2 separate regions of the Homo sapiens genome follow, and region 1 is linked to region 2. The links are chromatin contacts, found by Hi-C or POLR2A ChIA-PET in ENCODE. All regions are on one chromosome and are shown on one strand. Each heading gives the region's core, a stretch centred on a gene start or an enhancer-like site at or near the end of the contact. The rest is flanking DNA. Distances are from core to core; before and after follow the strand shown. Region 1 overlaps AP5Z1 (adaptor related protein complex 5 subunit zeta 1). Region 2 has its middle 41 kb from the start of FOXK1.

Region 1 (2,700 bases), core at 88-2,587, 150 kb before region 2:
GCTAGATACAGAGTGCCAATTGGTTTATTTACAATCCCTTAGCTAGACATAAAGGTTCTCCAAGTCCCCACCAGACTCAGGAGCCCAGCTGGCTTTCACCCAGTGGATCCTGCACAGGGGCTGCAGGTAGAGCTGCCTGCCAGTCCCGTGCCCTGCTCCAAAGGCACTCCTCAGCCCTTGGGTGGTCGATGGGACTGGGTGCCCTGAGCAGGTGGCAACACTCGTTGGGGAGGCTCGGACTGCGCAGGAACCCACGGAGGGGAGGGGGGAGGCTCAGGCATGGCGGGCTGCAGGTCCCCAGCCCTGCCCCGCAGGAAGGCAGCTAAGGCCCAGTGAGAAATCGAGCACAGCAGCTGCTGGTCCAGGTGCTAAGCCCCTCACTGCCCAGGCTGGCGGGGCTAGCCGGCGGCTCCGAGTGCGGGGCCCACAGAGCCCACGCCCACCCGGAACTCGCGCTGGCCCGCAAGCACCGCGTGCAGCCCTGGTTCCCACCGCGCCTCTCCCTCCACACCTCCCCGCAAGCTGAGGGAGCCGGCTCCGGCCTTGGCCAGCCCTGAAAGGGGCTCCCACAGTGCAGTGGCGGGCTGAAGGGCTCCTCAAGTGCTGCCAAAGTGGGAGCCCAGGCAGAGGAGGCGCCAAGAGCGAGCGAGGGCTGTGAGGACTGCCAGCAGGCTGTCACTTCTCACTTTCACTTAGCATATAATGTTTCTAAGGTTTATCATCTTTTCTGTAAATCTGAAAAACTATTCTAAAATTTCAGTTTATTTAAAAAAAAAGTTGAGAGCTGGTGAGCTTTGCCCTTTTCCCAGCTGCCTCCTGGAGGCCACCTGAAGGTTGCTCCTCCCTGGGCTGGGGTCATGCCCTCCGAGGCCCTGTGGCCATGAGCTCCTCCTTGTCCCTTGGATGAGCGGGACGGCCCTTCAAGTCACACTCCCAGTCCTAAGCCGGGCGCTGCTGCACAGGCTGCGGACTTAGCACCAGCTGGCCTGGGCGGTGGCCCCACGAGTGCCTGGGAGCTGGGAGCCAGGACACCCCCGACGCCTTCAGGTCAGGGAAGCCCCGCCCCAGGGCAGGAGGGGAGCTGCGGACTCAGTGGGAGACTCATTCCGAGCCTAGGGGCAGCCCCACGCTCTCTGAGCTTCGGGATGAGCCCAGCAGCGCCCCCACACCCACTGCTGCAGGCGGGGTCGTGCACCGCACTGGGAAGTGATCCCGAGACCCGCGCACTGGCACGCACGCCTTGGTATGCACAGTTGTACACGTGCGCTGCTGTTTCCACGTGGAAACACAAACACAGTGCTGCCGACGGAAGCGCCTGCCAGCGCCAGCCTTTCCTGCGGCCCCGGCTCAGCGGCCCTGGGCTGTCATCGCAGGCCGCGGGGGACACCAGCCGTCCTGGAGCTCGGAACGCGACCCAAGGCCCAGGCTGTGGGGCAGGCGAGCGCTTCCTGGGCTGGAACCTGGCGGTGAGGACCCCGCGGTTCGGCTCGGGCATCTGGGGAGCTCCTGAGCCCGCACGGTGTCCCCTGCTCCGTTCCTTGCGCGTCACTCGCCCCCTCCATAGTCCTGAGGCTGGGCAAGGGGCAGGACCCTGCAGTCGCCTTCAGCCTGTGGTTTCTTAGTCGCAGAGCTATGGGGGATTGGGGGCGGGGCCGAGGCCGGAGGGGAGGTGGGCGGGGCCAGAGCAAAAGAGGAGACCGGGGGCGGAGCCAGAGTGGGGAGGGGGAAGAGTTTGAGCCTGGGGGCGGGGCGTGAGGCTCTCGGGGCGGCGGCGCCCCCTGGCGGCTGAGCCCGTCCCAGGCACCGGGCGGAACGTGCGACACAGCTGTGCCTTGGTAGTCCGGAGGGTGGGACCACAGGGCCCAGGAAGGTGGCGGGGCTGGGGCCGCACGCCCAGACACCTCCCCTTCGCGCGAATCCAGTGTTCTGAGCTCCACTCAGGTGGCTCCCTGGGGCCTTCCCTCCGAATGGCCAGAGGCCGCAGCCTGCATAGGCCATGGCGCTTGCAACCCTCCCCCGGTCCCCTTCATCTTCAGGCTATTCAAGGGCATCAAAAGGGGCATTGACAAGCGCACCACCCAGAGCGGTGACCACACCCGGGAACTCGCGCCGCTGCCTTCCGGGCTGTGCACAAATGACCTGGTTTCTGTAGCAGCAGTGGCACGCCGGGCTGAGCCTCCAGGACTGGCAGCAGCTGCCAGGGGTTCCCATCCCTGGTCCTCTCCCCAGGGTGCAGGGCAGGTAACGGAACTGATCGCGCACTCTTCATACAGACGCTTATTAAAGGAGATTTACTTTTACTGCAGCTCTTCTTGCCCATCAACTGTCCAAAAACAAAAGACTAGGAAACAGACCCAGCAGCCTCCACCCGACCCAGCCACAGGGCCTCAAGCCTCCAATCAGAGCCGCTCCATGGCACCCCTCAGCTCAGCTCAGTGTTGCCTGGGAGCAAAAGGCTCGGAGACAAAGCCCAGAGGGTGAGCAGGGGGGCCAGCCCCGCGTGTCTGTGAGGGTGCCAAGCCCACCGTGGGCCTTGCCTCCTCTCCCAGGACTCCCGCGCCCTCCTGAGCTCCTATCAGCCTGGCCTCAGTAGCAAGCTGGCTGCCCAGGCTCTTAATCTGCACCGAAGTCCCTGGCCACTGTCCCTTCACCCTGGCATGAGGCCGGCCTCCCTCTCCACCAGCCGGCTGACCGTGCGCA
Region 2 (2,700 bases), core at 35-2,534:
AGAATCACTTGACCCCGGAGGCTGAGGCTGCAGTGAGTCATGGCTGTGCCACTGCACTCGAGCCTGGGCAACAGAGTAAGACCCTGTCTCAAGAAAAAAAAAATGTCCCTGGAGTAGATAACTTGAGGAACACTAATTTTACCGAAACAACCGACAATGGCAATGCAATTCTGAGCCTTTGCTATAAAATGGCAGAAAAAGTCAGGAGGAAGTTTGCGTATGTTATTTTTCCCTGCCACTTGCTTTTTAGTCTTTGCAAACCTTTCTCAAATCCTTTTAGAACACGGTATGACATTTCTTTCTGTTTTTAAGCAACAACTATAAGAACTACCACTGACTGAGTGCTTAGGTAACGCCCAATATATTTCACGTAGAATCTCATCAACAGGCCGGGCACCATGGCTCACGCCTGTAATCCTAGCACTTCAGGAGGCTGAGGCGGACGGATGGATTGAGCCCAGGAGTTTGAGACCAGCCTGGGTAACATAGGGAGACCCCTCTTCTCCAAAAAACAACAAACTCTCATAAATCTGTAAGAGGTGACATAGTAAAAACTCTGAAACAACACTCTTTTAATATTTTATCAATTTCCTCCCCATTCGTTTATTTATTTATGCAGCCACTGACCCAGGCATGGTCATCCCTGCTGGGGGCGGACACAGCCCGCGCCCCCAGGTTCGAGGACACCCAATGTTTAGAAAACGGACCCTGCGAATCCCACCGGCCCCACGTGGACTCTCGGAGGCTCCCTCCTCCCTTTGGAGCATTGAAGAACGCGCACAAATCCAGCTTCCACCCGTCACTCGCGCACCCGACATTGGGCAGGCGACCCCACCGCCCCGGAACATCCCGGCGCAGCCGTCGCGAGGAGGCAACCGACCCCGCCGCGCCACCGGAAGGCGCCTCGCGGCGAGTTGTGCGCACGCGCAATGTGCAACGCCGCGCCGCCAGCGGGCGCTGCGGCCAGGCTCGCGTGGTGGGGGAGGGGAGCTGCCGCGCCGGGGCCGGACCACGTGCGCACCACGTGGCGCCCCGGCAGCCCCGGTGCGCAGTAGGGCGGTCCGGCTGGCCACGCTGCGCAGCCAGCAGTCCCCGAGGGTGGCGGGGCCGGTCTCACAGCCGGCGACCCCGCGCCCGCTGACCTCTGACCTCCGACCCCACTCCCCTTAGGGTTACCCCTCGCCGGCAGCCGCGCCGTGTGTTTATAAACAGAGCTCCCGGCGGGCCCCAAAGCCCGGATCGGCGGATTCACGCGAGGGGAACGGAGCCTTCCGCAAGTCTGCGCCGGCCGCGCATGCGCCTTAAGGTTGCGCCACGCTGCTCCTCCTGCGCTTGCGCAGTGGCGGCGCAGGGCGGGCCGCGAGCAGGGCCCGGGGCGGGGCCGGGCTCTGTGGCCGGGCAGGGGAGGGGCGCGGAGAGGCGCCCTCGCCCTTCCCAGCCCTGCTCCTCGCCTTGCGGAGGGTTCACCTGCTGCGTGTCCTTGCGCAGGCCGGCCACTGGCCTCTGAGCCCGGGCTCTCGCCTGCAAAGTGGGGCCTCTGTGGGTGGTCGTGGAGGTGCAGTGGTGACCTGGATGGAGGGCGGCATCGGGCCCCGCAGTGCCCCCTTGGGCAGCTGCACCCAGCAGCTAAGAGGCCCCCTCGAGACACATCAGTCCTAGGGAGGAGCATACCATGCAGTACGATTTAGCCTTAAAATGGGTGGAGTGCAGTTTATGTTGTGTATATCTATATATCTCTAATTTAAAATTTTTACTTTTATTTTTCAGACAGGGTCTTGTTCTGTTGCCCAGGCTGGAGTGCAATGGTGGCATTACAGCTCACTGCAGTCTCCACCTCCCGGACTCAGGCGTTCCTCCTACCTCAGCCTCCCAAATAGCTGAGACCACAGGCAGGCATCACCACACCCAGCTAATTTTTTTTTTCTTTTTTGAGACGCAGTCTTGCTTTGTTGCCCAGGCTGGAGTGCAGTGGTACGATCTCGGCTGACTGCAGCCTCTGCCTCACGGGTTCAAGCGATTCTCCTGCCTCAGCCTCCTGAGGAGCTAGGATTACAGGCGTGCACTAACACGCCCAGCTAATTTTTTTGTATTTTTAGTAGAGACGGGGTTTCACCATGTTGGCCAGGCTAATCTCGAACTTCTGACCTCAGGTGATCTGCCTGCCTCGGCCTCCCAAAGTGCTGGGATTATAGGCGTAAGCCACCGTGCCTGGCTATGTTTTTTTCTATTTTTGGCAGAGATTAGGTCTTGCTATGTTGCCCAGGCTGGTCTTGAACACCTGGGCTTAAGCGATCTTCTCACCTTAGCCTCCCAAAGTTTTGGGATTACAGATGTGAGCCACCTTGCCTGACCTATATTTTTAATTTAAAAATTTTTAATTGTTAATTTTTATGGGTACATAGTAGGTGTATAGATTTATGGGACACATGAGATCTTTGTATTATAATTACATTAGGGTAAATGGGGTTTCCATCACCCCCAGCATTCATCATTTCTGTGTGATGAACATTCCAATTGCACTCTCTTGGTTATTCTAAAATGTACAGCAAATTAGTGCTGACTGTGGTCACCCTGCTGTGCTAGAAAATTCTAGATCTTACTTATGTATCTAACTATATTTTTGTACCCAGCAACCATCCCCTTTTCCTAGTCCCCCCCACTACCCTAATGTTTTGTATATTTTATCACAACTTTATTTTA

Evidence for each region. A loop is a pair of places that touch in the nucleus more often than their neighbours do. ChIA-PET counts read pairs that join two places held with the same protein, here RNA polymerase II (POLR2A). Pooled maps may share reads with other maps.
Region 1: a loop to region 2 is called in a pooled map, with 9 times the contacts of the local background. The contact joins two enhancer-like sites. A Hi-C loop is called at or near these places in 9 of 50 pooled maps. POLR2A ChIA-PET finds 5 or more read pairs at or near these places in 6 of 52 experiments (CD4-positive, alpha-beta T cell, CD4-positive, alpha-beta memory T cell, T-cell and 3 more).

Annotation. Positions count from the first base shown.
Region 1 is chr7:4,791,333-4,794,032 of GRCh38, reverse strand. AP5Z1 (adaptor related protein complex 5 subunit zeta 1) reads right to left here. Exons shown (of 17, transcript NM_014855.3): 17 at 1-2,700. The coding sequence ends at 2,648. Among named protein-coding and RNA genes, the nearest start is that of MIR4656, 4.0 kb to the right of the region's middle. RefSeq lists enhancers at 431-1,105, 1,210-1,289 and a silencer at 1,680-1,799. Within about 2 kb of position 1,337, at least 10 of the 41 ENCODE cell types and tissues checked have a DNase peak (open chromatin) inside an H3K27ac peak, as active enhancers do.
Region 2 is chr7:4,640,440-4,643,139 of GRCh38, reverse strand. No RefSeq gene overlaps it. Among named protein-coding and RNA genes, the nearest start is that of FOXK1, 41 kb to the left of the region's middle. RefSeq lists silencers at 831-1,220, 1,321-1,520. Within about 2 kb of position 1,284, at least 36 of the 41 ENCODE cell types and tissues checked have a DNase peak (open chromatin) inside an H3K27ac peak, as active enhancers do.